Linked DNA regions of Homo sapiens: region 2 is linked to region 1. Evidence: chromatin loops called from intact Hi-C (ENCODE). Cell type or tissue: CD14-positive monocyte. All regions are shown on one strand. Links, peaks and the distances in the headings refer to the core of each region. The heading gives the core; the rest is flanking DNA.

Evidence for each region. Hi-C counts contacts between places; a loop is a spot of excess contacts. Peaks named below come from ENCODE experiments on the same cell type or tissue, not always from the same donor. Only the 100,000 strongest peaks of a DNase experiment are listed, where the experiment ranks them.
Region 2: a loop joins it to region 1, with 2.5 times the contacts of the local background. A loop is called at or near these places in 1 of 110 quality-filtered maps.

Annotation. Positions count from the first base shown.
Region 1 is chr1:206,426,938-206,442,368 of GRCh38, reverse strand. SRGAP2 (SLIT-ROBO Rho GTPase activating protein 2) reads right to left here. Exons shown (of 23, transcript NM_015326.5): 14 at 12,147-12,207; 15 at 5,327-5,404; 16 at 4,271-4,405; 17 at 2,288-2,393. Among named protein-coding and RNA genes, the nearest start is that of IKBKE, 36 kb to the left of the region's middle. In CD14-positive monocyte, for the core only: no CTCF peak of the experiment used is centred there; no DNase peak of the experiment used is centred there; H3K27ac peaks cover 1,454 bases.
Region 2 is chr1:206,137,500-206,152,930 of GRCh38, reverse strand. LOC105372873 (a long non-coding RNA gene) reads right to left here and starts at 5,767. Exons shown (of 2, transcript XR_922477.2): 1 at 5,655-5,767. In CD14-positive monocyte, for the core only: no CTCF peak of the experiment used is centred there; no DNase peak of the experiment used is centred there.

The DNA of each region.
Region 1 (15,431 bases), core at 3,924-11,923:
GACTAACTCGAGAGTAATTAGCAGAGTTTCCAGGCTGCACATGAACACGCTGTGTGACTCACTGGGGTGTTCAACCCAAAGGCAGTGGTGGTGCTGAGTCAGGGCCTGGCCAATGAATAGAGCAGACACAACCGCATGGAAGAGACAAGATGGGGAACAAGGACCCTCTGTAGCTCTGAAGGGCCAGCAAGGGGGCTACATGATAGTGTGGGTGCCCCAGAAAAGGTCTCAAGCTGGGGCCACTAACCCAGATACCTATAAGGCCAGGTTGACCACAAACTTGGAAGCAAGCTGACACTTATGAAATGGTCTCTAAAGTTGTATTCCTTTTAAGCAGAGACTAACCTTGTAGAAGGCTCCTCATTTTCACAAAGAAATATGTGCAAAAACACCTGGGTCCCTTGGTTTACCTTTTGTTTCCCCTACTCTGATAGATTCATGGATCCAGAGAAACATTTTTGTTCTCTATGAAAACCACAAAACAAGAGTGATGATAAATAGCAACTGAATTCAGCCTCAGGATTGGGGGACAACGGGGAGGGCTGGGGACTGTGGTGAATTGGGGAGTGCCTGCCCCATCTAGGGAGTACAGCCCTTACTCCACAGGGAATTGCTGCCACCAGGGACTGCAGAGTCAGTATCACCAGATCTAATAATTTTTCAAAAGAAGCTAGAAATCTAGGTTTTTAAAAAGTGAAATTTCCCCAAATGTAAGTATGATTTCATTGTTCTCAAGACACAATAGACACCTGAAGAGAACACATCTTCGGCTTTATCTGGCTCTCAGGGTGCCCATTTATAACCTTTGGTCTAGGCTGTTGAGGGCGAAACTGCAGCAAAACCAAAGTGAAAAGACAGAGGTGCCTCAGAGGGGAAGAATCACATGTCCTTGCTTGGTGCCTTTCCTGTCATGTGGGGACTCCAAAGCTTGCTCCACACAAGGACATGCTGCTTGGACGAGAAGAAATGCCCCATCCACACCCGCGGCCCCCTCTGCTCCTCAGACCTTTGTTGTAGACACATCCGTTCCCTGGGTGATTAGCTAAATACCACCAGTACATGGGCAACTCCTGCACTGGCAGCTCCACTCCTGGTTTCTCCCTTAAGGGTTGGATTCCTAGGTCCAATTGTTCAAAATCTCCACTTGGACATCTCACAAGTGCCTCAAATGACCATGACCACATCAACACATTGTCTTGATTCCTTTCTCCACACCTTGTCTTCTCCAACTCCATAAATGACCACCCTATGTCCCTGTCGCTCATGCCAACAATTTAGGATTTCTCTCTCCATATTCTATGTATAATCCATGGGCAAATCCTGTTAATGCTATGTTCAAAATGTATCACAAACCTGACCCCTCCTCACCGCTCTCCAGACTCAGCCACTAACACCTCTGGCCAGACCAGATGGTAACCTTGGGATAGGGTCTCCCTGTTTCTCTTCATGACCCTTTCCAGTAACTTCTCCACAAAGCAGTTGGCAGTTTTTAAAAAAATAAAATACACAAATCAGATAGTAACATGCCGGGTGCGGTGGCTCACGCCTGTAATCCCAGCACTTTGGGAGGCTGAGGTGGGCACATCACGAGGTCAAGAGATGGTGACCATCTTGGCCAACGTGGTGAAACCCCATGTCTACTAAAAATACAAAAATTAGCTGGGCGTGGTGGCATGCGCCTGGGTCCCAGCTACTCAGGAGGCTGAGGCAGGAGAATCGCTTGAACCTAGGAGGCAGAGGTTGCAGTAAGCCAAGATCGCTCCACTGTACTCCAGCCTGGAGACAGAGCAAGACTCCGTCTCAAAAAAAAAAAAAGAAAATCTTCTAATTGCTTCCCAAATCCAAATCCAAACTCGCTATTACCATGACTCTGGGGTTTTAAATGGCCCCGTGGCACTCTTTTCTCCTCCTCTGGGCTGCTGCTTGTACACTGTCTTCTCAGGCAGGCCTCTGCTGTCCACCTCAACTACAGTGCTTCTCCCTCCTTTCATTCAGACCCCTTTACTCTTTCCCCTCTCTTTACTCTTTTTTATTTTTCTTCTAAGCACTTATTCTACCTGATATATCTGTTATTGGCTGTTTCCTTCCCTGGAACAGGAGCTAAATTATATCAAGGCTTTCATCTTTTATTTAACGATGTATTAAATAAGTCTAGCACTGTGGCTAGCACACAGTAGGTGCTCAATAAATATTTTGTTGGGATGGATGAATAGGCATAGGTCCATAGAGGAACTTCCAGTGCCCAAGCCAAAGCCTGATCCAGCTGTTCACTGGGAAGGCTACTCACTGATTGAGGAAGGCAAAGAGGTATCTCATGATAATCAGAGTGGTTTTGGGCAGGACTAGGAGGACTTTCCGGATGTGCAGAGCTCTCTCCTGCAGGTTGTCCATTGCTGAAAAGAAGAAAGCCATGTGTTATCCTCCACTATGACTGGGATCCCAGGCAGTAATGATCAGAAGTCCCTACTACCAGCAGGGGCAACACGGACAGCATCAGATCAAGCCCACGCACAGCACTGGTGCAGTGACAGGAGTGTCATCCCTGTTGCTCCTTGGAGTAGGGCTGTTAGAAGAGGGCACCTGCTGGGCTCCAGACATTTACCATTGCCGGATGTAAGGTGTATACTTCTTGGGCACAGGGAACTGTGCCAAATCCAAATCCAAACTCGTTATTACACATTATTAATATTAAACTGAACTAGGGTTGTTGTAATCTCATTGTTATTAATAACAAGTTTGGATTTGGATTTGGGCACAGGAAATGGGGTTAGAAATGTTCCCCACAGGATCTACCACCCTCTTATTCAAACAACCACTGACAGGGAGCTGCCGCCAACCTGCTGTAACTGCTCAACACAAAGCCTCAAAGGGCCTACTTCTCGGTGGGAAGAGAGGCTGTGCAAGAGGCCTGTCCTGCTCACTCCACACATGCCATCTCATCCTCTGGACAAGTGTGGCTTATCTTCTCCCTCCCTTATCTGCACTATGAATGAGTAAAAAGTGGCCTGAGGCAAGAGGTAGCAGGCCCCTGGGTATGTAGTGATATTGGGAAGGAGACCTGAAAGGTTTTCTTGTGCTGTGGAGAGGTTAATTATAGGTCAATTACAGGTCCTCCATCATAGGCAGCCTCTCACTTCCACAGTGTGCCATGTAAACACTGCCATTTTCTATGAGTGCCTTTATATGAAAAAGAGATGGGAAGTACTGGATTAGGAAGAAGAGTGTATCTCTAGGGAAGAACTGGGCAGCCAAGGGATATTGAACTGTCTTGGCAACCCCAGTTCAGCTTAAGATACTTCACCTAGGCCCAGTCCCGGAAAAAGACAAAGACATGACCCAAGGGAATCACATTCTTAATCACCCACATAACTCACTTCCACTAGACTCCCACAAACAGAAGTCAACAAAACAAACCAGAGAGCCAGCTTCCCAAATGCCCTGGGCATTTCTCAGGATAACAGAGAGGGACAAGTACTCAGGGCAGATACTGAGTGAAACTGGAAACTCAGCAGGTATGAAGATCTGGTCAACCTAGGAAGAAGGATCTTTTCTCCATTCAAAGGTACCACTCCCTCCAGCCTCTGGAGCCATCAGTCAGACAGGGCCTGCTTCCAGGCTGACCTGTATTAATCCAAGTTTCCATTGATTGTTTTCCCTGGCAAACAAATGAGAGGGTGTTCCAGTACCACAAGCTAAACCAAATGGCTAGGAATAGCTTTTCAAGACCCAAATTTTAGAGTAAGAGGCAGAGAACTCCTAAGAGGATAAAGCAGAGAATATACCTTTCTCTTTGGGAAAATATCCTATTACTACTTTTAAATGTGCAGAGGGCTTTTGTTCCTAGAACACATATTAATACATTTAGCAGGTAAGCCATGTCTTGTTTAATGCAACAAGCATGAAATATTTGCAACGCTTATGCTTTTCCCCCTTGTACCATGAAAAGCACAAGCACTAATGTATAAGCTTCAAATACATAATTGAAAATAAAGGTATTTTACTAAAAAAAGATAAAGCCCAGAGATGAATCAGAAGAAAAAAAAAAAGGCCAGGAGTACTGACTTGGGGGGTCCTAGATTCTTACTGAAAAGTCTTTCCTCCTCCCCTCCCACCAGGGGATGAAGGAGTGAGGCTGAGGAGAAATTTCACTGGGGAAAAGAAAAACTTCATTGAAAAGCTTATGAGAACACACAGACCCTGTGGAAACTTTTTCTCTCTTGCTACCGGTGCTGTAGCCCAGAAGCCAATCTGAAGCCAGAATGGTACTTACTGACGCAGGCCATCAGGTCATGAAAGATGTCCTTGGGGAAGAGAGGGTGTTCCAGCCCCCGGAAGTAAAGCTTCAGGACACCAGCTATGGAATCCATGTCATGGTCGTTCTGGTCCCCAGCCAGGGGGTCCTCTCCTGAGGATAAGCAACCCCCACGAAAAGGAAAGAGAGTGAGAGAGGCAAAAACACACAGGACGAACGTGGGGAAGGGGTGAACCATGCATGTCCTGGTCCCAATCCATCAGCTTTCTGCCCGGCATGGTGGCCATGAGTGGGACAGACCAGGGAACAGATAAAGCAAAGACTGCTCCATTTCAGGGGCTCCAGGACCAAAGCACGGCAGATGAGTCCACCAATATAAACTCTCTTGTGCCAGCCTGGCTCAGGGACATTCCCTATGGGCTGAGGATGGGACACAGCAACTGTATCTCACAAGAATCATGAAACCAGGCTGGGACTGAGCCCCTGCGGGGAGAAAAATGAGGCCAAGGAGGCCAGCTCCTGAGACTGGCTCTCACGTCTCCTGGCCTGCAACCAAGAACACCTACTTACAGAACAATCATGCCAGAGCTCCCTATGGAAAATTTCATATCAGATGTAATTAGATTTAATGATAGGGCCAACCTCAAATTGACACTATATATATCCATTACAGTGACGGAAATTGCCAAAGCTTGCCCATTACCTTAATAGCCCACAAAATAATAAATGGGCTACAATGAACAAGCGCATTAGCCTTGATATTAACTGCTACCAAGGGTTCCGGATGAAGCCATAAACCGCCCAGATATCATAGTTAACTTCTTGGGTTTTGGCAGATCATCGGCGTGAAAGAGGCAGGATGGGTAGGGCTACGAAAGAAGAAGGAAACTGGGATGTGCCCTGGTATTTCTCTGCATATCTACAGGGGAATGTGTACAAGACAGCAGGTACCCCCTGAAGAGACAGGGAAGTTGGCTTCCTGACCTCTGGGGACCTCTTAGAGAAGAAAGGGTGGAGCCAATACCCCAGGGGGCTGGCAAATATTTGGTTTTATCTTCAAGACTGTTTCCTTACCTCTCTCAAAGGCATTTTTGATGTCATTCACTTCCACCTGGGATCCTGACACCCGGAAAATTCCTTCATGCTGTAGTCCTGGAAATACACAGAAAAGTGATCAAGAAGAAGAAAAAGCAAATTCACAAGCATAGTGCCAAGCTTAGTTGAATATCTGTCTCCCCCAGCCAGCATGTATTTAAGCACGCTGTCTCTCTTCTTTAGGCCAAAGGAGAAAAACATGTGCAAGGATGTTGGAAAAGTCACTGGAATAATTTCGAGGCATTCATTTTCACTAGAAAGCACCAAGTTAGAGACTCCTTTGACTCCAAGGGCGACTATGAGGCAGATTCCTTCCCTTGTTTTGCCTCTCTTTTCCCATCTGTAAAGCAAAGAAGTGACCCATTGGTACTTTTTTAAATCATCTAGGGTCAAGAATAGAAAAATGTACTCAGGAAGCTGAGGCAGCAGGACTGCTTGAGGCCAGGAGTTTGTGACCAGCCTGGGCAACATGAGACCCTGTCTCTAAAAAATGTTTTAAAGTAGCCAGGCACAGTGCTTATAGCATGCCTGTAGTCCCAGCTACTCAGGAGGCTCAGGTAGGAGGTTCACTTGAACCTGGAAGTTAGAAGCTACAATGAGCTATGATCACACCACTGCCCTCCAGCCTGGGTGACAGAGTGGACTCTATCTCAAAGAAAAAAAAAAAAAAGAATGGGAAATAGGTCAAGGCATTAGTTCTCATCAGAGGAGTTTCATAAGGTCTGAGATTATAATATTGCTTTAGCTGTTTTAACACGGTTTGATTGTTCAAGGGGGCAATGCTTTCAATACTCATGAAAAAGAGAGAACATGAAACTATAAGTCAGGAGCATCCAATCTTTTGGCTTCCCTGGACCACATTGGAAGAAAAATTGTCTTGGGCCACACATAAAATATTCTAATGATAGCTGATGATAAAAAAAAAATCCCCCCAAAATCTCGTAATATTGTAAGAAAGTTTACGAATTTGTGCTGCAGCCCATGGGCCACAGGTTGAACAAGCTTGCTATGAAGTGATCAGTCAACAGATAGTATTGCCAGACATTGTGCTAGGCACTGGTTCCTGACTACAGCTTTACTCTAAAGACAAACATGCATGAATGTTATACTACGATAATGTGCACAAGAATTTCTTGGTTTTGTTAGAGAAAAAAATCATGAAAAAAATGCTGGCATAGTGACTGCTGCTAATCAATGCTTTCACAGAAATAAATTACTTGGTCCTCAGAAATAATAATGTCACAACAAGGTAAAGGTTGGCAACAATCTCATTCTCTGGATGAGGGGATTGATGAGTGATAGTCAGCCTTAAGTTATACAGGAAGTAAGAACCAGGGCCATGACTCAAACTCAGGCCTTGTGGCTGCAATCATACTCAGTCCTCAACACCAGGCTTCTGGAGTCTACTGGAGTGCAAGTGCAGAGGCTGGAACCACATTGGTCAGTCTGAGCATGGACATGGCTTTACAGACAGCACCACACACACAACTGCAAAACGGGTGAGAAATCCAGCAAGTGTGTCATCAGTGCCAGCCCCAGGGGTTGGACTGGACTAGCATCTCTGATTGCATCAGGACCGCTCAGCTTTTCTCAGGATCCCTGGGTCTCAATCTTAAGCATTCTGTCAAAATCCCTCTGTTACGGCACAATCCTTCAAAAACCTTGACATGCTGGAGAAATCTCAAATTTTATTTTAGGAAAACAAAATGGACTAATGCTACATTTTGCCCACTGTTTGAGGGTTTCTCAGTGAGGAGGCAGATGAATTCTATCAGTTAGACCTTTGGAGGTAAACCACATAGGCCGGGACTGATATTTTGAATCCAACTGAAACAACATTAAAAAGTAAGCAGAGGAAATATAGTTACCTGGCTTGTAATAGGCCTTAAGTTGTCTGCTCCTATAAAGGAATCTCCAGAATATTCCTCACAGAGTGGCAGGCAATGTTAAAACCTCATTAGTACCAGTGTAATAGGACTATAATACTAGTTACAAATGGGATGTAAAAGCCAGATAATGTTGTTTAAAGATAGTATGTAAACAACAAGTGCTTTGAGAGAAACAGCCACATGTCACAACATGGTATAAGCAAATGTCATCTCGGAAACCAGGCTACTCACTATGTTCTAGTTGGTGAAGCCATTGCACAAATTCTTGAAAGAGCGTCATCATCTTGATACTTTTTGGTAGGTTAGGACACCAAGGAAAAGCAGCCTTGGCCTGGGGGTCCAGGACAAGAAGAAATGAGAGGAGAGCTCATTGGAAATCAGGCAGCAGGCCTGGAACACATGGAGCTCTCTTTAGGTCTGGTCTCTGTTTCCTCCTGAGAACTTATGTTTTGGAGGGACTACTATGTGTTCTTGCTCAACAGACAGAATCTCTAGATTCTAGAAGCAGAAACATTAATAAGTGGCTGGTTTCCAGAAAGTAAAGGGAAAAACCAGTTGGCTTTTTATTATAATGCAGGCGAATCCTTACATAACCAAAGTGACACATCCATGATCTTTTAAATTTTTTCTCAGTTCACATGAACATGAAAGTATAAAACTCATCAGACTTGGACTAAGCTATTTGGAAATGGCACAAAACCTTCCATTGTGCACGGGATCCAACCATTGCCAAAAGTTGTTCTCCTGGAGAATTCTTCAAATGATTTCTACAGCAGCCATCTCATGTTCACGTTATCTTGCTCCCTTCCTCATGAAAATGGCGGTTTGTTTTTTTGTTTTTTTCCATCATGATTCAGTTTCAATTGTTCCTCAAATCGCTTCTCTTCCTTTAAGCCTTCCTGAATCACCCTCACCCACCACTGAGCTTTCTCATCTATATAATGGGGACTATAATGTCTACCTCCCATGGGATTTGAGGATAGTTAGGATGTGAAAATCCCCAGCATTCAGTGGGCCACAGACTCTTTCAAGACTGACACAGGTTATGAGCTCTATCCTCATTAGATGCCTATACACAAAAATTTTTACTATGGTTTTTTAGGGAGTTCATGAGCACCTTAAGCCCCTATTTGGGAAAAATCAATTTAGTGGAACAGATGTTTTTTGAGCAGCTACTATGTGCTCAATTGTTAAAAAATCCACAATATATTTGCTTGATCCTAGAATATATATAAAATACTTTTAGAATTGCTAATCCATATTTGTGTGATAAAAAATTACTAATTACTGTAAAATATTTGTTTAGAGATCTTTTTATCTTCAGATTTATATTACAGTCAAGACAAATTACTTAGGTTATTTTCTTCCTCATTCTCTTCATTGTGGTTACGTTATTCACTTGTAATACAGTTAGGTTTATATGTTACTGTCTGCATTCCATTTTGGGTTGTACCCATACTCTGCCTTTATTTATTTATTTATCTTTTTTTTTTTTTTGAGACAGGGTCTCACCCTATCACTCAGGCTGGAGTGCAGTGGTGTGGTCTCATCACAACCTCCATCTCCTGGGTTTGAGTGATTCTTGTGCCTCAGCCTCCCGAGTAGATGGGATTACAGGTGCCCAACACCACACCCAGCTAATTTTTTTGTATTTTTAGTAGAGACAGGGTTTCGCCATGTTGGCCAGGCTGGTCTTGAACTCCTGGCCTCAAGTGATCTGCCCACCTCAGCCTCCCAAAGTGCTTGGATTACAGGCATGAGCCACCATGCTTGGCTTGTTTATTTATCTTTTGAGTACAGGAAACACTAATGTTGTTCTAAAAGTCAAAACTACACTAAGGTAAGAGAAATGCCACTCCTTACCATTTCCCATTGCCCCATTCTTTTCACGTTTTTTCCATCCATCCCCTATAAGTAACCAATTAAATATTAGTTCCTAGATTCATCCTTCCTGCATTTCTTTTTGCAGAAATGAGAAGATACGTGGATATTCTTATATCTTCTTCTCTCTTATATAAAAGGTAATGAAATGCAAAAGAATATCTATATATATAGTCCCTGACTTGCAATAGTTTGACTTATGATTTTTTGACTTTATGATGGTACCAAAATGATATGCATTCAGGAGAAATACTTCCAATGTTGATCTTTTCTTGTGCTAGCAAAATATAGTACGATATTCTCTTATAATGCTTGGCGGCAACAAAGAGCCACAGCTCCCAGTCAGCCACGTGATTACCAGGGTAAACAACACATACTCTACAGTGTATAGTGTTGCCAGATGATTTTGCACAACTGTAGGCCAATGTACATGTTCTGAGCACATTTAAGGCAGGCTAGGCTAAGCTCTGATGTTCCCTAGGCTAGGTATATTGAGTACATTTTCAACTTACTATGGATTTATGCGTACGTAACCCCATTAGAGGCCGAGGAGCATCTGTAGTATTCTACATGATATAGACTCTTTCACATTTTGTTTTTTTCACTTAACAACATATCCTGGGAATCTCTCCATATTAGTTCAAGGAAATCTTACTCATTCTTATATAGTACTCCATTGAATGAATGTCCCATAGTTTCTTCAACCACTCCTCTATGTATGGGCATTTAGGTTGTTTCTAATACTTTGCAACTACAAACAATGCTGTCACAAATAACCTTGTGCGCATGCATTTTTGTATTGTTGGAGATGTAACTTCATGGCAAATTTCTAGAATTCCTAGGATCTGCTGGATCGTAAGTGCATATGAAGTTTTGTTAGATACTGCCAAATTCCCTTCCAAAGAGTTGTATCAGTTTGCATTCCCATTAGTAACATATAAATGTGCCTGTTTCCCCAGAGCTTCACCACAGTAATGGTGAAGCACTCACGCACTGTGGCTGTAAGGGGCAGAAACAGGTACATTCATGCCACAATATCTGGAACCTGCCCACTTTTCAGCAAATACCACAGCTAACACCCTGGTCTAGGCCGCCATCATGTCTTCCTCAGGCTACTGCAGTTGCTTCCTGTCTCCTTCTTACAGTCTTAGCTCCATAGAGCATCAGGGATCCTTTAAAAAGATGACTCCCTGTTCAAAATTCTCCAGTGGCTTCCCATCTTCCTCAGAATAAAATCCAATCCTAGCACATGAGGCCCTAAGAGTCTGGCTTCCAGCTTCATCTCCTGCCGCTTCCTTTTTCATTTGCTCTGCTCCAGCTACGCTGGCTTCCTGCATATGGCAAGGATCTCTGCACTTGTTCCCGCTCCCCAAGATACTCTTCCCCAGATATCCACAAGGCTTACTCCCTCACAACTCTGCCCTAATGTCACTTTAGGAGAGGCCTTTTCCCTGAACCAGCTTCAAACAGTGTTCCCTCTTCCTTCTCCATCCCCTCACCCTGCTTTACTTTTCTTCATGACATTCACCAATACCTGACATACTGTATTTACTGGCTGATCAATTGGTCATTTGCTTATCCACCTTTCAGTGGAATGTAAGGTTTATGAAGGCAGAAACTTTTTGTTGGGATATAATAAGCAACTAATATGTATTCGTTCAATGAATGAAATGTATGCTAATGAACAGTGGCTCAGACTTTCTTCTTCCTATTGTCTCTTAGGCACAAATAATTCATCCTCCCCTGAACTCCGTTTGGACTTTTCTTTGCAAACTGTTTGACTGTTAATCATTACTATCTTGTGAAATTTCTTATACTCTATTCTGAATTACCACAGCTTATCCCTTTTTATTTAACTTATCACTTGCTTACTTATTTCTCCCAACTGCATCACAAAACCACTTAAAGACAGGAAGAGTATATTATTCCTGTTTCTGTTTTCCTGCATGGCAATGCATGGTACCCAGCATTGATCAGGGACTTGATAAATTTGTTGACTGTTCAATACTGATATACAATGCTGTTACTTTAAATGAATAGGGATAAAATTTAAAAATTATAGCTGATTAGAATGAGATCAATTGTAACCATGCTATAATAATTACTATTCCAAAAATGAACCTGAGCAATGTCCCAGTTTACAGGGAGAGAAAAAGACAAGGAGAGGGAGAGAGAATAGCTGCCTCTGAATTTAGACAAGCAATATTTTATCTACCTCCTTAGCTCCAGAAAGGTCACTCTGCCCCTTTTCCTATCACAGAAAGAACAGCATCTAAAAACAATTTCTGATGCTCAGTTCCTAGAAATTTTCATAGCACTAGTTCTGTCCTTTATAAACACTCTAATCCCTGGGAAATCAATTCTCTGGCAATTATTTCGATCGCTAAATTCTGTCCAATGAGACCAGTAGCTGGTGAGGAATGGTGTTTATAAGATTCAGCTTCATCCAAGTAGAAGAGAGTATGATTTCACCTAGGCTGAGAAGCAGCCTGCCTCTGCAGATTCTCAAAAGTTGGATACAACTTTAAGACCAGCTACTAACTCAGCCCTTGGCCATGCTGTATCCAGTGAGACCAAACCAGAACAAAAACTGATTATTAGGAATCACTGCAACATTGGGAAAGGAGTTGTTTTCAAACTAGTCTGGTACAGAAAGTGACAAAATGGTCAGGCTGTACAGTGGGAGATACCCACACTTGCAAAGACTGTGAGTAATGGTGAAACTACTGTTACCACATAATAGCAGCTGTATTTACATAACAGCTGCAATTTCAAACTTACTCTCAAGCTAAAAAAATGCTGCGTGATAAGTGGCTGAGGCATTTTGTGTCAAAATATATGATGCATTTCTTTCAATGTCTAGGTGTGGCTATTTTGAGGTAGCAAAAGTTATGTGGACAAGTAAGAATTTATTCCTTTTCTGAGAATGCCAGGATGGGAAGTCAATCTCTATTCTTACTCTACAAAGAATTCCTGGAAGTTCTTCCCAATCTTTGCACAAATATGGACAAGGCTGTCATCCTGCTTACCGTGTCTGCTGATAAACCGGATACAGCTTTCCACCACCAGAGGAATTGCCTGGCTGGAGTCCTGAAAAGCCAAAGGGAAACACAACATTAGAATATTCAAACAGGGATAGCCCAGGGTCAGAGAAAACGGGCCAAACCGTGCAGAACTGTCTTAGCGGATCACCAGCCGGTCTACAAAGAAGCACCTGGCCTGTCCTCCAAGTTCCAGAGCACAAAAATACAACCACCCACATGGAATGCTACACAGATGCCTTAAAGTTAGCATGTCCTAAACAAAACTGATCATCTTCTGCCCCAAACCAGTTTCTCACCACCTTCTCCACCACCTAATTAATTAATATTCTGTCATGTCTGCCTTCTAAATATCTCTCAAATCCATTCGCTTCTCTCTATCTCAACTGCCCCCAACCTAGTTCAATCCACCAATACCTCAATTCCCATCCTTGCCATCTTCTGACCCGCATTTCTCTTCCTTCACATAGTAATTAGGTAATCTTAAAAGGGCACATTTCATTATTTAAACTCTTTCAAAGACCTCTCATTACTCTCTTACACGGCCTTGCATGCCAGGAATACTGCCTGTGCCTCCAGTTCCACTGCCTGTTCTTTCCCCTAGCTTCTGCTACAGCTATGCTGGCCACGTTTCTGTTCTGCAAAGTCCTCCTTTGCCTCGTGGCTTTGCATGAGCTGCTCCTGCTGGGGGTATGTTCTCCTCAACCCTGACTGTGACTCCAATGTGTGGATGTGAATATTTGTTGGCACTTGTCACCACTACAGCTCAAACTTCACAAGAGCAGATCCTATGTCAATTCCTGGGTGTCCAGGGTTGGCCATGATGCTCTCACATAAGAGGTGCTCAATTATTCTCAGTTGAAGGTAGCAGAATGAACCAATGGGAGCTTCAGAAAGAGGGTTTGTTTGGTATAAAGGTAAGATAGAAAAGAAAAACTAACTCTAAATAGTGGGGACTAACAGGTACTAAGCAAAGAAGCAGGCCTCCCAGATGTCAATCTTTGCTCTGTTGTTTTGCTTCACAGTCTGGCTCATGTCACTGAACTTTTTTGGGCCTCAATTTGCCTTCTACAGACTGGGGAGGGGACTGGAGGCAAGGAGAGTAATATTTCCTATTAACACATGAACATTAGTGCCTACCATTTATAGAGGAATTTAAAGAGGTGTGAGGCCATGTACTAAGTCCTTTAGATGGACTAGTGCTGGTAACAATCCTATGGAGTACATATTATTATTATTATACTCATTAAAATGAAAAAGTGAGGCCAGGTGCGGTCGCTCACACCTGTAATCCCAGCACTTTGAGAGGCCGAGGCCAGCAGATCACTTGAGATCAAGAGTGTGAGACCAGCCTGGGCAACAGACTCTGTCTCTACTAAAAATAGCCTGGCATGGTGTTGCACACCTGTGGTCCCAGCTACTTGCGAGGCTGAGGTGGGAGGACTGCTTGAGCCCAGAGGACAGAGGTTGCACTGAGCCAAGATCAAGCCACTGCACTCCAGCCTGGGTGATGGAGCGGGACCCTGTCTCAAAAAAGAAAAAGAAAAGAAAAATGAAGAAATGAAGGCTTAGTGAGGTTAAGTAGCTGCTATGGTCACACAGCTGGCAAGTGGCAAAACCAGGATTCAAACCCAGGCAATCTCCCTCGGAGACCTAACACTTTGCCACTACCCATACTGCACCCTAGGCATTCAGCAAACATTGCCAGGTGTGCATACCAAGTATTACTCAAAACTAGTAGGGTTTTATTTTATATATACAATTTCTTTTTCTTTTTTTTTTTTTTTTTTGAGACAGAGTCTCAATCAGTCGCCCAGGCCAGACAGAGTGCAGTGGTGCGATCTCAGGTCACTGCAAGCTCTGCCTCCCAGGTTCATGCCTTTCTCCTGCCTCAGCTTCCCGAGTAGCTGGGAATACAGGCACCTGCCACTATGCCCAGCTAATTTTTTTGTATTTTTAGTAGAGACAGGGTTTCATTGTGTTAGCCAGGACGGTCTCGATCTCCTGACCTCGTGATCCGCCTGTCTCGGCCTCCCAAAGTGCTGCGATTACAGGCGTGAGTCACCACGCCCGGCCTATTTTATATTTTAAATTAATTTATTGTTTTTAGAGACAGGGTTTCCCTCTGTAGCCTAGGCTGGAGTGCAGTGGTGCGATCATAGCTCAATGTAACCTTGAGCAAATAGTCTCAAGTGATCCTCCTGCCTCAGCCTCCTGAGTAGCTGGAACTACAGGTACCCAGACCACACCCAGCACGTTTTTATTTTACATAGAGGGTCTTGCTATGTTGCCCAGGCTGGTCTCAAACTCCTAGCCTCAAGTAATCCTCCTGCCTTAGCCTCCCAAAGCACTGGGATTACAGGTATGAACCATCGTGCCTGGCCTAAACCAGTAGGGTTTTATAATGCAGCTGAATGTACAATAATTCAGCTGTGTGGAAGAAAGAGATCAGGGAGAGGGGACCGAACTTAACTAGAAAGGGCTTTAGATGTTCAGGACAGAGACCAGACTGTCAAGTGCGATGGGTCTGTGTAGCTTCTGCCCGTTTGACAGGTCTGCGTGGATCCCCCCCCTGGCTCTGAATTTGCCACTGTAGCCATAGGGTTTGGCCACTATTAGGCAAGCAGCTGGGTCTCACAAAAAAGTCAGGCTGAGAGAAAAGCTGGCTTAGCCTCTACCTCTCAAGCTTTCTGGGAACCAGGGATGATGCCAAAGGGAGTACTGTATGTGCCAAGTTGGAGCTGGTGTCAGGACGGTCGCAGCGACCCAAATGCTCATCTTCATGACCCCCAAACCCATCTGCTTCCTCCAGCTTTCCAGCTACAGCAGCCAGTGTCTGTCCTCTTGTCGGCATCACTGACTGGCTGGTTAGGCTAGGGTGATCTCAGGGGAAGAATCTTTGTCTTCTCTTCCCTATTCTAAGGAAGAAACTGGGTTCCACTATGAAAATGCCAGAAAAGCTCAATCTGGGGGGAGTCTTTTTATGTTTACAGACTTCTGTTATTACATTTCTCATTTACAAATAATAGCAGCAGAAGAATGAAACTAGATCCTATCTCTCACCATATAGAAAAACAAATCAAAATGGATTAAAGACTTCAATGTAAGACCTGAACTATGAAATGACTAAAAAAAAAACCATTGGGGCAATGCTTCAAGGGTACTGGTCTGGGCAAAGATTTTTTGAGTAAGACCTCAAAAGCATAGGCAACAAAAGCAAAAACAGACAAATGGGATTATCTCAAGCTACAAAGCTTTTGCAGAGCAAAGGAA
Region 2 (15,431 bases), core at 3,582-11,581, 290 kb after region 1:
TACTCAGCTGACACATGGGTGAACACAAGTGAAATTTTATAGCATGTTGTTATTCTCTGACATGCTTCAGACAAAATTTAAATATCTTAATTCTAAGATGGATAAAAAGACAGGAAGGAAAGGAGGCAGGGAGGTGGATAAGGCACAGAGTCTTGTCATAAGTTTGTCTCCAGGATGGAATGAGCTCTGGTAAGTTCTGTATTTTGTACTGAGCCTCTCTACTTTGCCCTCTCAGAACTCTCCTATAGTAGCAATGCATTATTTGATCATAATTAGGCAATGCAAAAGGCAAGACCCTTCAACAAAATTTGCCATAATTCCTGCCACTTCACTCCTCAATATACATGAATTCAGGATGTCCCCAAATACCTTGTTTCTATATTATGCTGCACCCTTATCAAAAATATAAAGACAAAAACATGTAGCCTTAGTGTAGGATTACAATTTCTTGACTAAAGGAGGCTTCCATATATTGAGTTGTTCTACAATATCATGCTGCAGGTAATTACACCCCAGTGGAATGCCCCATAATTAAATTCAGGAAGCCTTAAACATGTGATAATCATTTATTCATTCATTCATTTTTAATAAAATGGAGAATGGGAATTGTGAAAGAGGAGGTGGAAATGATGAGACAGTATGACACCTTGACCTCACATATGCAATAAGACATATTAATTTTAAGAAACAGGCTGGGCGCAGAGGCTCACGCCTGTAATTCTAGCACTTTGGGAGGCCAAGGTGGGCGGATCATGAGGTCAGGAATTAGAGACAAGCCTGGCCAACATGGTGAAACCCTGTCTCTACTAAAAATACAAAAAAATTAGCTGGGTGTGGTGGCACACGCCTGTAGTCCCAGCTACTCGAGAGGCTGAGGCGGAAGAATTGCTTGAACCCGGGAGGCGGAGGTTGCAGTGAGCTGAGATTGCGCCATTGCACTGCAGCACTCCAGCCTGGGCAATAGAGGGAGACTCCGTCTCGGAAAAAAAAAAAAAAAAAAAGGCTGGGCACGGTGGCTCACACCTGTAATCCCAGCACTTTGGGAGGCCAAGGCAGGCGGATCATGAGGTCAGGAGATCGAGACCATCCTGGCTAACATGGCGAAACCCCGTCTCTACTAAAAAAAAAAAAAAAAATTAGCCGGGCATGGTGGCGGGCGCCTGTAGTCCCAGCTACTCAGGAGGCTGAGGCAGGAGAACGGCGTGAACCCAGGAGGCGGAGCTTGCAGTGAGCCGAGATCACGCTACTGCACTCCAGCCTGGGCAGCAGAGCAAGACGCGGTCTGAAAAAAAAAAAAAAAAAAAAAAAAGAGTACCTTTGGAATTTAGGAAATTGAAAATTGATTCTCTAAAAAATCTAAGATATGGAACCTGTTCTCCAAGGCTGGAAACTGACAATCCATATGTGAAATCTCAATCTCCAAACACAGAACCTGAAGTCCTATATGAACTCTGAACTTTCAGGAACTGATTTAGGTCTTCTTGGTGTTATTTCTCCTTTTCCAAGCATACAATCTGGTCCTCCACATGAGAAGCCACTGTACAGGTCCAGTGGCTGGACCTCCAAGCATTGAACCTAGGCCTCTAAGCATGAAAACTTGCAACACAGGTATAAAATGTATCCCTTTAAACACAGAACCTGTCCCTCCATATATAAAATCTGACTTTCCAAACATGGAATATCTCTCCAGGTGTGAATCCTTCCTTTCCAGGCATAAAATACGACATGTGTGTGTGTGGAACCTGGGCTTCTATATGTGGATCCTGGGCCGCTAGCATGGAATCAGGCCTTCTAGGCATGCCATAAGTTACTGCTTTATGAAACCTCTTTGTCTAAGTTGGATCATGGTCTTCCGTGGGTTGAACCTGAACCGCAAGTCATGGCGTCTGGCCCATCAGGTATGGAACCTGGCCATCTTCCAGGTGTTCCATGACCCTCCGAGTATGGAATCTGTACTTCTAGAGATGAAACATGGAGTTATGAGCATGAAACCTGATTCAAAGAAATGTAATATGGCTCTCCACTTTGGGAACTTGGCCATCTGTGGGTAAAACCTGAATTTCTGAGTAGAAATGTAGCCTTCCAGGCACTGAATTGACTCTCCATTGGTAAAACCATGCCTCCAGGCACAGAATCTGCCACTCTATGTGTGGAATCCCAATATCCAAACATGGAAGTTGGCTCTACAAGCATGAAATCTGGCACTCCATGTATGGAATCTCAATTTCCAGAATGGATTCTGACCCTAAGAGCATGGAACCTGACACCCCATGTAAGGATCTCTATCTCCAAGCATGAAATTTAAACTTTCAGGAATGGAATGGAACACAATATGTGGAATCTCAATCTCCCCATATGGAACATGGCTTAATAAGTATATTGCTTGGCACTCCAGACATTAAGCTTGTGTCTCAGTCATAGAAGTTGGTCGCCCAAGACATGAAACCTGGTGCTCCCCATGCATGGAAGATGGCACTTCATGTATAGAATCCAAGAATATCCAAGACTGGAAACATGCAACAGTCATGGAACTTGGCATTCCATGAAAGAAATCTCAACCTCTGAGCAGGGAATCTGGCCCCAAAAGCATGTAATATGGCATTCCATGTAGGAAAGCTGGAACTGATTTACGTGTTTTAGATGTGAAGTCTACCTTTCCAAGTATATAATGTAGAAATCCATGAGCCCCAACCCTACAGGCATGGAACTTGAACCTCTGGCCATGACACCTAGACTTCTAAGCATAAATACTTGCTCCTTCTATGTAGAATGTGGCCCTTAAAACATGGAACCTGGCCTTCCCACATGGATTCTGAATGTCTAGCCATGAAGAGTCTCCCCAGTTGTGATCTTCCCCAGGCATTACATATGACACTCTAGGATTGAAACCTTTACTTTTAGATATGGAACTTGACCTTTTAGGCATGGAATTAGGACTTCCAGGCATGCCATGGGAGCCTGTGAGAAATCCCTCTCTCCAGGCTTGGAACCTGACCTTCTAGGTTGGAACCCGAATCTCATGGCATGTCACCTGGCCCACCAGGTATGGAATCTAGCCAACTTGACACAAAATCTCACCTTCCAAGTATGGAACTTGGAATTTTAAGTAGGAAACAAGACCTTGCATTCATGAGAACTGATCTGTAGAAGAGGAATCTGGTTCTCCAAGTAAGGAACTTGGCCTAAAATGGGAAAAAATCTGATTTTCTGTGAGCAGAAAGGTAAATATCAAGGTAATTTCAGACTCCACTAATAAAACTGGAACTTAGCACGCCATGTGTAGAATCTCAATCTCTAAGCGTGGAGACTGGCCTTCCAAGTATGAACCTGAATCTTAATGTTCAAGCATGGAACATGACCATACACACAAAGAGACTGGAGCTTCAGATATGGAGCGTGGCACTTCTGTCACAGAATTTGGTTCTCCAAGCACGGAAACTGGTTTACCAGCATGTAATCTGCACAGTAGGTGTGGAACCAGTGCTTTTATGTGTGGATTCAGGCCATGTAGACATGAAATTAGGCTTTAAGCATGGCATGCATTGTAAACTGTGTGAAATTTCTCTCTTTCAGTTTGTAACCTGGCCTGGCCTTCTGTGGAATTTGGGTAGAAACTTAATGTCATCTGGCCTACCAGGTATTGAATCTCACCATCCAGGCCTGGAATCTTACTCTCCAAATATGGAACCCGGACTTCCAAGTATAAAATAAGGATTAGCCATCATGAAACATGTTCTATAGAACCCGAATCATAAGGCAATCATCTGGACCTCCAATTATACAATGTGGTGGGCATTAGGCCTAGAATTTGACATTCCAACTATGGAATCTGTATTTCTAGGCATGAAATATGGCCAAGAAAGTAATGAATCCTGATCTACAGAAGTGGAATCTTACTCTTCATGTTGGGATTTGTATTAGTTAGAATTCCCCAGAGAAACAGAACCAATAGGATATATATTTAAGTCCCAGAGTCCAAAGGCCAGAGAAGCAGAAGCTCCAGTGTCTAAGGGCAGGAGAAAATGGATGTTCCAGCTCAATAAGAGAGAGCAACTTTGTCTTTTCTTAACCTTTGTGTTCTATTGGGCCGTTGTGGATTGGACGATGCCCACCCACATTGATGACAATGGTCTTCTTTACTCAGTCTATCAATTTAAATGTTAACCTCTTCCAGAAATGCCCTCACAGATACACCCAGAAATAATGTTTTACCAGCTATCTGGGCATTCCTTAGCTCAGTCAAGTTGACACATAAAATTAACTATTGCAAGAACTTTACCATCTATAGGTAAAACCTGTCTTGCAGAGTGTGGAAATGTAAACTTCCAAGCTATTACTTCATCCTCCATTTGTAAAACTCTACCTCCAGGTATAGAACCTGGCACACCATGACTGTAATCTCAACCTCCAAGGATGGATCCTGACTATACAAGCATGGAACCTAGCAATCCATATTCAGAATCAAAATCTCAAAGCATGGAAAATCGTAATAGGCTGAAACCTGAAATTGCACAGACAGAACTTGTGTGCCATTCACAGAAGTTGGATTTCCTTGCATGGAATCTGTTATGCCAGGCATAGAACTAGGGACTCCATATGGAATCACAATATCCATGCATAAAATCTGGCCCTACAAGCATGGGACATGGCACTCTATGTGTGGAATCTCAATCTTCAACATGGAACAGACCCACAAGCATAAAACCTAACATTTCATATTTGGAATCTCAGTGTTGAGCATGGAACATGACCTTAAAAGTGTGGAATCTGGCACTCCAGTCATGACACCTGGCATGTTTATTATAGATCTTGGCTTTCCAAGATCAGGAACCTCATTTCCCATACAGGGAAACTGGCAGTCCATGTACGGAAACTCAATCTCCAAAAATTGAACCTGGCCCTAGTAGCACAGAACTGGGACTCAATGGATTAAATCTCTAACTCTAAGCATGGAACATGGCTTCACAAGTGTGTGACCTGTCACCCCAGACATGAAACCTAGAGTTTCAGTTGTAGAAGTTTGCTCACTAAAACATGAAGCTTGGCCTCCAAACCATGAACCTGGCACCAGCTGTTTGGAATCTCAACTCTAACATGGAACATGGTCATACAAGTATGGAACCCAGGAATCCATGTATGATACTTCAATATCTAGGTATGGAATTTGGCCCTACAAGCATAGAATCTGGCACCGCATGTATGGATTTCAATAATCATCTAACCTTGCAGTTCATACATGGAATCTGGTACTGCATTTATGGAATTTCAATCTCCAAGCATAGAATCTATATACTTAAAGCATGAAACTTGGCCCTATGAGCATTCAACATGGCACCCCATGTGTGGAATCTCAATCTTCTAGTATAACGTGGCCTTATAAATGTGGAATCTGGCATTCCAGGCATGAAACCTTGGGTTTTAGTCATAGAAGTTGGCTCTCCAAGCCTTAAAAACCTATTTCCCCAGGCATGGAACCTGGCAATGCATGAATGAACTCTCAGTCTCTGAGTGTGAAACTTGAACTACTAATGCTGAAATTGGTACTTACTGTATAAGAACCTCAATACTCAACCACGGGACCTGGCCCTAAAAGCAAGTAACTTAGCATTATATGTATGGAATCTCAAAACTCCATCCATGAAAACTGGCCTTACCGTCATGGAATCTTGCACTCCATGTATGAAACCTAGACTTGCAGGCATTTCATTAATTGGGACGTCCATATAAGCCCCACCCCTACAAACACGGAAACTGGTACTGTGTATATGAATTCTCAATCTCCAAATATGGAACATACCCTTACAAGTGTGGAATCTGTCACTCTAGCTAAAACTCCGGGCATGGAAACTGGCATTTGAGTCACAGAAGCCAACTCTACATGCATGGAACCTGGTCTCCCAGATACGGAATCTGGCACTCTGTGTATGGAATATCAATCCCCAGCCATTGAACCTGACCATATAAACATGGAACCTGTACTCCATTTATGAAACATGGACTTTCAGAGATATATTTAGCTCTCCTAGGTGTAAATCCTGCCTTTTTATGCATATATATTCTGCTCTTCCGCATAAAACCTGGCTCTATAAACATGGAAATTGGGTTTCCAATTATGAAACCTGACTTTCCAGGGTTGGAAAGTAGCTCCTGATGTGAATCCTGCCTCTCTAGGTATAAAACCTGATTCTTTAGTTGTGGAATCTGGGCTTCTATATGTACGCCTTGGTGATCTAGGTATTGAATTAGACCTTTTGAGCATAACATGAGTATGAAATCTCTCTCTCCAAACTTGGAACCTGCCTTGTGAGGGTGGAACCGGAACCTCCTGAAATGCCATCTAGCCCACAAGTAAAAAAATTCAGGGTAGTGTTAAGTGACTTTTCCAAGGTTAAACAATTGATTTTCTATGGAGCTGGGGCTGGAATCCAGGTCTCCTGATTCTCAGCCAGTGCTCACTATAGAGATGGTTGTTCTGCTTATCTTTCTTGTTAATGGTGTAGCCAGGGAAAAGAGAACTAGACAGGTGGACAGGAGTCAGAACATGCAAAGTCTGTTGACAGCATTGCCCTGACTGTCCTGTCTGCCTCTATTGCCCTTAGACAGATGGCCCAATCCCACTGAACTTTACCACCCCCTTTTTCATGCAAAGGGGGAGTCAGACAAGATGGTTGCTGAGACCAGTTCCAGCCCTGGCATTCTGTTCTCTACCTCTATGTTATGCTTCTCTTTATTAAGAGCCTCTTCTTGTCTTTGAGCAGCGTGAGACTGAATTGGTCTGGGGCATACCGAGCCATCTAAGCAAGGAGCAACCAGGAGATTAGCTTTGATCCTGCCCTGACCCCCTCCTCCCTCCTGTGGTTTCCTTCATTATTTCAGCTGTTGCCCAAGGAAGAGATTTTTATATTTGGTTGAAGTGTCCCATTCAACCCAGAAAATCAAATACCATTTTAAAAGATCCTGACTTTGGAAGTTAGCCTCACAGCTGCCTGGGGTGCCTCACGATCCCTCTCTATTCAAAAGCCTGTTCTTGTTTTCCATTTTACAGCTCATGTCCTGGTCTCTTCTTTCTGCTTGGGTGGGGTTGGCTGCCTAAGGGACTCAGGTCCTATTGCCACTTGGATCTAAGCAGGGGAGGCTGTTAGGGCCAGGGGAGGGAATCAGACTAACCAAAGAGTCGGGGGAGTTTTTAGGGCATCTCCTGTCCTTTTGCCTGAGGGTAACCACTCCCCCCTCCGCCCCGCTCCCTGCACCCTGCCCCCAGATGGAGTCTCTCTGTCTCCCAGGCTAGAGTGCGGTGGCACGATCTTGGCTAACTGCAAGCTCTGCCTCCCGGGTTCATGCCATTCTCCTGCCTCAGCCTCCCGAGTAGCGAGACTACAGGCGCCCGCCACCACACCCAGCTAATTTTTTGTGTTTTTAGTAGTGACGGGGTTTCACCGTGTTAGCCAGGATGCTCTCGATCTCCTGACCTCGTGATCTGTCCGCCTCGGCCTCCCAAACTGCTGGGTTTACAGGCAAGAGCCACCGCGTTTTAACTCTTTGTCCTTCATATGCCCGAAACATAAACTTCTAGTGCTTTTTCTTCACTTACCAATTTTGGACATTATCTATTTATTTTCCGCAATGGTAGGTAACTCTTTCACACACTGACGCTTCTCAGCTCTTCTCTTCCATCTTCCTAATATAATGTCTAGGCTTTTATGACCCTGAACTACTGTTGACCCCAGAATAAGTATGCACTATGCCATGATTACATTTCTTTTCCTCTCTAGCTTTTCTCTGCCCCTAGTTTCAACATTTCTTTCTTTTTCCTCATACTATTTGCCTTGATCCTTGCCACATTCTTTTCTTTCCAAACCTCCATCATCTCGCCTATGTTATCTGCCACCTTTCTTCCCAGAGATCTTGTACACAGAGTCCTTTGTAGAAGCAACACATTCATTTGTTTAGAAATAGACATGGAGTGCCCACTGATAGCCAGACCTGCTTCAGTTAATTTATTAAGTCATTAAGTCATTGCTTTCAATAACCATATGCTGAGTGCCAGGCATGAATAATACAGAGATAAATAAAATATAACCTTTGTGCCCAAGTAGCTACCCTGTCTCTTTCCCTCACCTAGGTCAGGATCTCTCTTGTTCCTGGCATCTAGCCCAGTACTTAGCACATGGGTTGCCCTTAGTAAATATTTATTGTTGAGAACATTATTGGACTCATTTTTCAGGCCCATCTTCACTCATCTCCCCTGAATGTTGCTTAAATAGGGACGATCCTGGTGTCATCCCTATTTAAACCCAGTGCACAGCGATTTCATCTCAGAGGTGCTCAGTGCAGGCTTCAGGTTCTCTTCTGCCTTAGCCCTGTTATTGCATGGGATGCAATCCTGCCCCACTTCCACCCCGAGATAAGGTTTCTTGAGCTGCATCCTCTGGCACAAAATCCTTCCTATCCCCAAGGGAGGCAATGTATGGGTCCTAGGATAGCATTGAGAACAGGGGCCTAGGCATCTGCTCTGATGTCCTCATCCTCTAAGCCTAAGGCAGTACTAGCCCTCCTCCAAGTCTCCGTTTCCCTGGCAGCCCTGCACTTCCTCCCCATTTCTGTTTCCCTGGCTGTAAAACTCTGAAGCAAGGCCTGCCCTTCTTTCCTTCCCCTGCATGCAGTTTAGGACCAGGTGGAGGTTCTTAGCTGTGAAAGGCCTCATGAGGACTATTAATGTACTCTTTAGGAGGATTTTGTTTCAGCTCAAATGCATTCTGCAAGGATTTCACAGTGACAAAGAGTTCGTGTATGTGTTGCAAGACAGCTCCCTTCTCTTGTCCTGAGGGAGTTTGCACCTGCTTACTCAGGACAGGCTTTTCCACAGACCGTCCTCCATGCTGTCCTCCCACCTCAGGTGTCTGGTTACTGCCAGAACCATTTATTCCGACCCTCCATCTGGCCAACAGATTAAAAATCCCCCACAATGCAAAGGGCGACTGCAGATGGCCGTGCACCTGGGAGTCCCGAATCCCTGGGCTGCAGGACCTGGAGTTGGACTTCCCTGCTTGGCTGACAGCCTTGGAACCTCCAGTTCATCTAACAGGGAACTGTAAAGCCAGCCCCTCATTAGAACAGCCTGCAGCCCAAGTCCACACTGAAAAGAGGTGGAGGTGCTAAACTGATGCCTGTAACTTAATATCTGGTGAGTTCGCCCACGCAGTGCACAAGAGACGTGCACTCAGCCACCGTATGTGACTGGCACTCACAGTTCTTCTCCCGAAAGCTACAGCCGCACACGGTGTACCCCATGCAGCCCTTCTCAGCAACCCTTGGGAGACATTCTCATGACTCGTCACCATCTGAATCCCTCGCTCTCATCTGTCTTTGGTGAAGAACCTGGGTTCAGAGGCTTCCAATCTCTTTTCCACATGGCAGCCTTAAAAATGTATATACTTTCAAATATAAAATGAAAACAGAAATGTTCTCCCTCAGTGCTTGCCAGTGCACTTAGAATATGACTTCAGCTGGTTCCCATGGTCTAGGAGGGATGTGGCCCTGTCCACCCCACCCATGACCTTGTCTCAGGTCGCCCTGCCCAGCTCTCTGCCTCCAGGAGCACTCCCCTCCCGACCGACAGTTCTGAGAACTTTTTCTCTTCCTTGGAGTGCTTTTCTCTCCATACGCAGGATGGCTGGCCTTCATTTTTCTGGTTTTGGCTTAAATGTCATCTTGGAGACATCCTCAATGACATCTCTGTCCAGAATAGTTCTCCCCATACCCTTATTCCCCTAGATCCCTAGGTCCCTGCTCTTTTTTTTTCCAGGGCTCTTATCTCAATTTTTAATTGTATATTATTTTTCGTTGACTTGTTTTTCTTGTGTTTTCCCTGAAACAGTAAGCTCCTTGAGGAAGGGATCATATATAGTCTAACCAGACAGCCTCTGTCATAGTGCATGGCACATAGTAGTTGCTCAACAAGTACATGTTGAATGTCAAATGAACAAATGTCAGGAAACAAATGTCAATCGAGTCATTTCCTGAATTCAGTGCCTTTTAGGGCAGTGGTCTCAGACTTTGTTGCACATTAGAATTACCTGGAAAGGTTGAAAAATACCTCCATAGCTATTAAATCAAAACCTCTAAGGGGTGAGATCAAAGCACCCATTTTTTAAAAAGTCTTCAGGTGATTCCAATGTGCAGCTAAGAACCCAGTGTTTAGAGCAGTGGTTCTTACATGTAGTCCTGGACGAGCAGTATCAGCCTCATGTGGGGACTCATTAGAAATGCACATTCTTTGGTCCTACCCAGATCTACTGAGTCAGAAATTCTAGTCAAGCCACTTTCCTGCGCCCTCCAAGGGATTCTGAGGCAGGCTAAAGTTCGATAATCACTGCTTTAAAGAAGGGGTCGTGCTGTCTCTACTCTTCGCCTTGTCATTTTTTGTTGGCATCAGCAATAGGAAAATGGGACACTCTTTAGCAGGATGACCACTGTCCCAGTTTGTGGGGGACTGTCCCTGTTTTACTGAAAGTTTCACATCCCAGGAAATCCCTCATTCCCCAGCAACCAAGACAGTTGGTCCCCCTACTATTTAGAACTCTTTTGATCGAAATACCAGATCCACCGGACAAGTTGAGTAAGTGTGATAAGTGCATTAGTAGGTTTTAAAATGTTAATGTGATCTAATATCCCTGTGATGGCTCCTCTGAGTGCTGGGGGATAGCTGTGTGGCCATCAGGTATGCCTGGTCACCATGGCTCCCACTTCAGATGTCTGCAGAAAGCAAACATTGCTATGCCTTGCTCAGGTCCACCTCACTTAGTGCTATACATGGATAATTTGGTTTTGTTTTTCAAAGGAGGGCACCACAGTGTTATAAAACAATTCTCAGAGACTCCCACTACCACCTTTGTAGTCGCATAAATGACTTAGAAGAAAGTGAAAATAAAGCTGTCTATTTTTTGTACAGGCAAAAAAATGATAACATCATTCACAGGTTGCAAAGGCCTCATCTGAGAGCAGCAGGAACTTATTTTTTTTTTTTCTCTCTCTCTCTCTTCAAAATGTATTTACTTTTAGATTTTCCAGTTAGGTGGGTATGCTACAGGAAAGCCCAGAAATGTGGCTTCGGATTAAAATTGCAAACCTGGATCTACCTAGATTTCTTTCCAAACCAATGTTTACAAATGAATTTAAAACCTAAATGCCCAAGGGAGTCAAAGAAAGAATTCCAAGTTCCTTTTAACTCAAAGGTTGGATTCAAGGTGAGTTTAAGCTTTCTGATGGTGACAGCCAGGATTATTTGGAGGTGATTTATGACTGAGGGAGAAAATGATGACCTGCCTAATTCTCTGCCCCCCAGAAAACCAGTCTCTCAGCCAAGACCACTTAAACAGATGAAATGGAAGAGTTCCCTGACCCCCCCTCGCAGGATGTGTGATTGGGGGTGGCTCATATGTTCAGCCGCTGGGTGCTCAAACCCCTTACAGGAAGGGGAGCATGCAGACAGTCAGGTGCAGGAGTCAGGGTGAGCGCTTTTTGGGCTCCAGCCCCATGGTTGTGTCTATGGGTGGGTGTCTGCAACTCCCAAAGCCCAAGTGGGCGTGTGTTACAGTGCTCTCTTTTAGCCTTGCTGTCCAGGGATGGCTTAAGTGTTAGACAGCTCAGTAGACACTCTTGGTACCCAGGTCTTTGTCCGGTGTCCAGGAAGAATCAGGTCACACACAGATTTGAAGGATGAATGCAGGGGTTTTATTGAGTGGTGGAGGTGGCTCTCAGTAGGATGGATGCGGAGTTAGAAGGGGGATGGAGTGGGAAGATGATCTTTCCCTGGAATTTGAATGTCCAGTGGCGGATCTCCTCTCTAGATGCCCCCAGCTGAATTCCTCTTGATGTTCAGACATTCCTTTCCTTCCCTCTGCCGCATTGCTCTGCCCTTCTTCTGCTTTTCTGTTTGTTTCCTCATCTCCCTGTGAAGACTGGGGTTTATCAACTTTGGGGCATGAAAACAGGAATGCCTGTTCCCGTTTAGGGCCATGGATTTCCAGGCTTGAGGGTGGGGACTTTGCCAGGGAACTACCCTCTTCTACCCAGTATTTTCCTTTCTCCTGTCTATATCACAAACACATTGGCAAGTTCAACCTGGTCCAAACTCTGGCCTTACCCTCCTTCAGAAAAGGAAAGGTGAGAACATTTGATTCAGTTTCAGGTCAGTCTTGTTGGCGAATCCTGACCATTGGAGTGGGTCAGCATTCATCAAGTGTCTGTGTTGGTGGTTGCAGATGCTGCATCTGATGAAATTCTCGCAGGAATTCTGGGAGTAGTGCACAACCAGTGTGAACACCTCCACTTGACAGGTGAGAAGACCGAGGCTCAGAGAAGTCCTTTGACTTGAATGAGATCACATATCTAGCATTCAGCAAAAGTAGGATTGGAGTCTGATGTCCTGACTTCCAGTTCAGTGCCAACGGACAGCTATCTTAATTCCAGCAATCAGATTCTGGAATATTTCCTTGTTACTACCACCATCACCACTCTTACTATTACCTCTACTCCTGTTAATTCCTCCCCCATTACCATTACATTTGCAATGACTATTTTAGTATTTACTATGAACCAGGCATAGTCCTAAACCCTATTCACACATAGTCTCATTTATTCCTCTCAACAGCCTCATTTCATAGGGATGTGGACTGAGACTTAGAGAGGTTAAGTAACTTGCCTGATCAAGCTGAGGTTTGAGCCTCGGTCCATTTGGCTGTGAAGGCTGAGCTCTAAAATAGCTATCACATAGTGCGCTCCTCACCAAATGCCATGCCTGAATCTCCTCTCTGTTTCTCAAGGTTGAATTCCTGCCTGGGTTATTTGTCTGGGTTATTTGTCCCTGGAATTCTGGACCTGCTTGGTTTCTCCCATTCCTTCAGGACATTCTCGTCTCTGACTCTGATTAGATCCCTGCTGCCCTCAGCTCATGACCACAACCTCTCCTTCACTAGGGGTCCTGTTAGCTAAACCACTCATTATCTATAGCTGCCAGAATTCTCTCCTTTGGGTAAAATTTCTACCTTCTCAGTTAAAATTTTTCCCTACCTGCTACTAGTGGTTTCTTTTGAGATGTATCCCCCTTTACCTAACAGCAAGTACTATCTACTACTAGCATCTTCCTTATTTCTCATAATGCAGAATGAAGACAGCCCCAAGTCTCCTTACCCCACTCTGATAGGGGTACTCAACCTCCAGGTCTGTGGTCTCCAATTACACCATTTCCCTTTCACAAAGGTCTAGAACAATTTATTCTTTTTTTTTTTCTAGTTCTTCTTGAGCTAGATTTATTTATTTATTTATTTTTTAAAAAATTAAAAAAATTTTTGTGGGTACATAGTAGGTGTACATATTTATGGGGTACATGAGATGTTTTGATACAGGCATGCAATGTGAAGTAAGCACATCATGGGGAATAGGGTATTCTTTCCCTCAACCATTATCCTTTGAGTTACAATCCAATTACACTCTTTAATTTATCTTAAAATGTACAATTAAACACTTTATCCTTAACTTCTCAGGAAAAGAGTTGGGAGGACCATCATTCATATGTTTACATGGAGTGGTAATTTTGTGAATGTTCGTTTGTATGTCTGTCATTCTATCAGGAAAAAGCCTGCTGGGCACGTGCATTCTCTACTGTCTCTCCATTCAAGAAACAGGGAGGAGCTGTCTCCCTGGGAGGGCTTGGGGACCCTCTCCCCTTTCCTCCAAACACCCAACTACTTATCTGAGGGGAAGCAAGTAAACTAGTAATTACAATAACTGTGCTAAGTTTTATCCATGGTCTTCACCCAATTGTGTGGATTCAGAGAAGAAAGGGTCGAACCCTGCCTGAATAGTTAAGGGAAGGCATCATGGAGGAGGTGACATTTGAGTTTTGAGTTTTGAGGAGTGGGCAAGAGTTCTTAGTGTTTTAAGATTTCTCTGTGTTGAGATTTTGCTATCAATTTATAGCTTTTCACATTTACTAAAAATTCCACCCAACCCAGCCCTTCGAACTTTATTCAATAAGTTCTATGGACAAATGTTAGCTGGTACGGAGATCGCAAAAGAATGTAAGATATGATCACGACCTTTCAGGAGCTTACAGTTTTTTTGCCAGCATACCTACATATGTAAGAGTTACATAACTTTTCAAGATCATTGGTTTGTTAAGTCCTTGAATAGGAACTGTGGCTATCTTGTTCACTGCCCTGTCTCTGATTCCTGAATATTGTACCTGGGATTCAGTAAGTCCTCATTAAAATCTGACCAAGTATAGGAATGAATGATAAATGCTTAGTGAGTGGGGAAGATTTGATTTGGACCTGAAAGGCAGGGTCATGTTTGGATAAACAGAGGGAAAAGCATACACTATCTTGCCTTCCTTCATGTTTTTTGCATGCAGGTTGGTGTCACCAACTACATTACATGGACCATATTTTATGCATCTTTTATAGCCAAAGTGATTTGGTGTGGATGTGTGTCCCCTCCACATCACGTGTTGAAATGTGATTCTCAATGTTGGAGGTGGGGCCTAGCAGGAGGTGTTGGATAATAGGGATGGATCCCTCATGAATGACTTAGTCCCCTCCCCATGGCAATGAGTGAGTTCTTGATCTGTTAGTTCATGCAAGAGTTGGCTGTTTCAAGGAGGCTGGCACCTCCTCCTCTCTCTCTTGCTCCCTCTTTTGCCACAAGACAGACCAGCTCCTCTTCCCTTCCGCCATGACTAAAAGCTCCCTGAAGCCTCACCAGAAGCTGAGTGGATGCTGATGCCATGCTTGTCCAGCCTGTGGAAGCGTGAGCCAAAGAAACATCTTTTAAAAATAAATACCCAGCCTCAGGTATTCCTTTATAGCAACACAAAATGGACTAACACACAAAGAGAACTAGGCACTTAGTAAATGATTATACATGTCAGTTAGATTCAAGGGCAAGCTAGAGTCTTATCCATCCTTACTGAAAAGCTACACAAATATTGGTGATGGGAGAGGATGTGAAATGTTCCCAAGTTTTTTGTCTGCCCAAGCTGAGCTTACTTGTGTATAATCTGCATATTAGTGGAAAAACATGTGTTAATTGATTATCTACAGGGCACATGTGTGTGTATATAACATAGGCATTGTCACCATGTTTATGGAGCTTACAATTCTGCAGTTGAACAAGACAGACAATACAGCCAAGCATTATTAGTTGATGATAACTTCAGTTGATGACTTCCAGAGTCTCAAAAGCATATTGAGTATTTTGGCAGGTTAATCTGGGCACATTCCCTGAAGGAGGAGAAAGGTCTCTAGCTATTATTATTATTATTATTATTATTATTATTATTATTATTATTTTTGAGACAAAGTCTCACTCTGTTGCCCAGGCTCGAGTGCGGTGGTGAGATCTTGGCTCACTGCAACCTCTGCCAGCCGGGT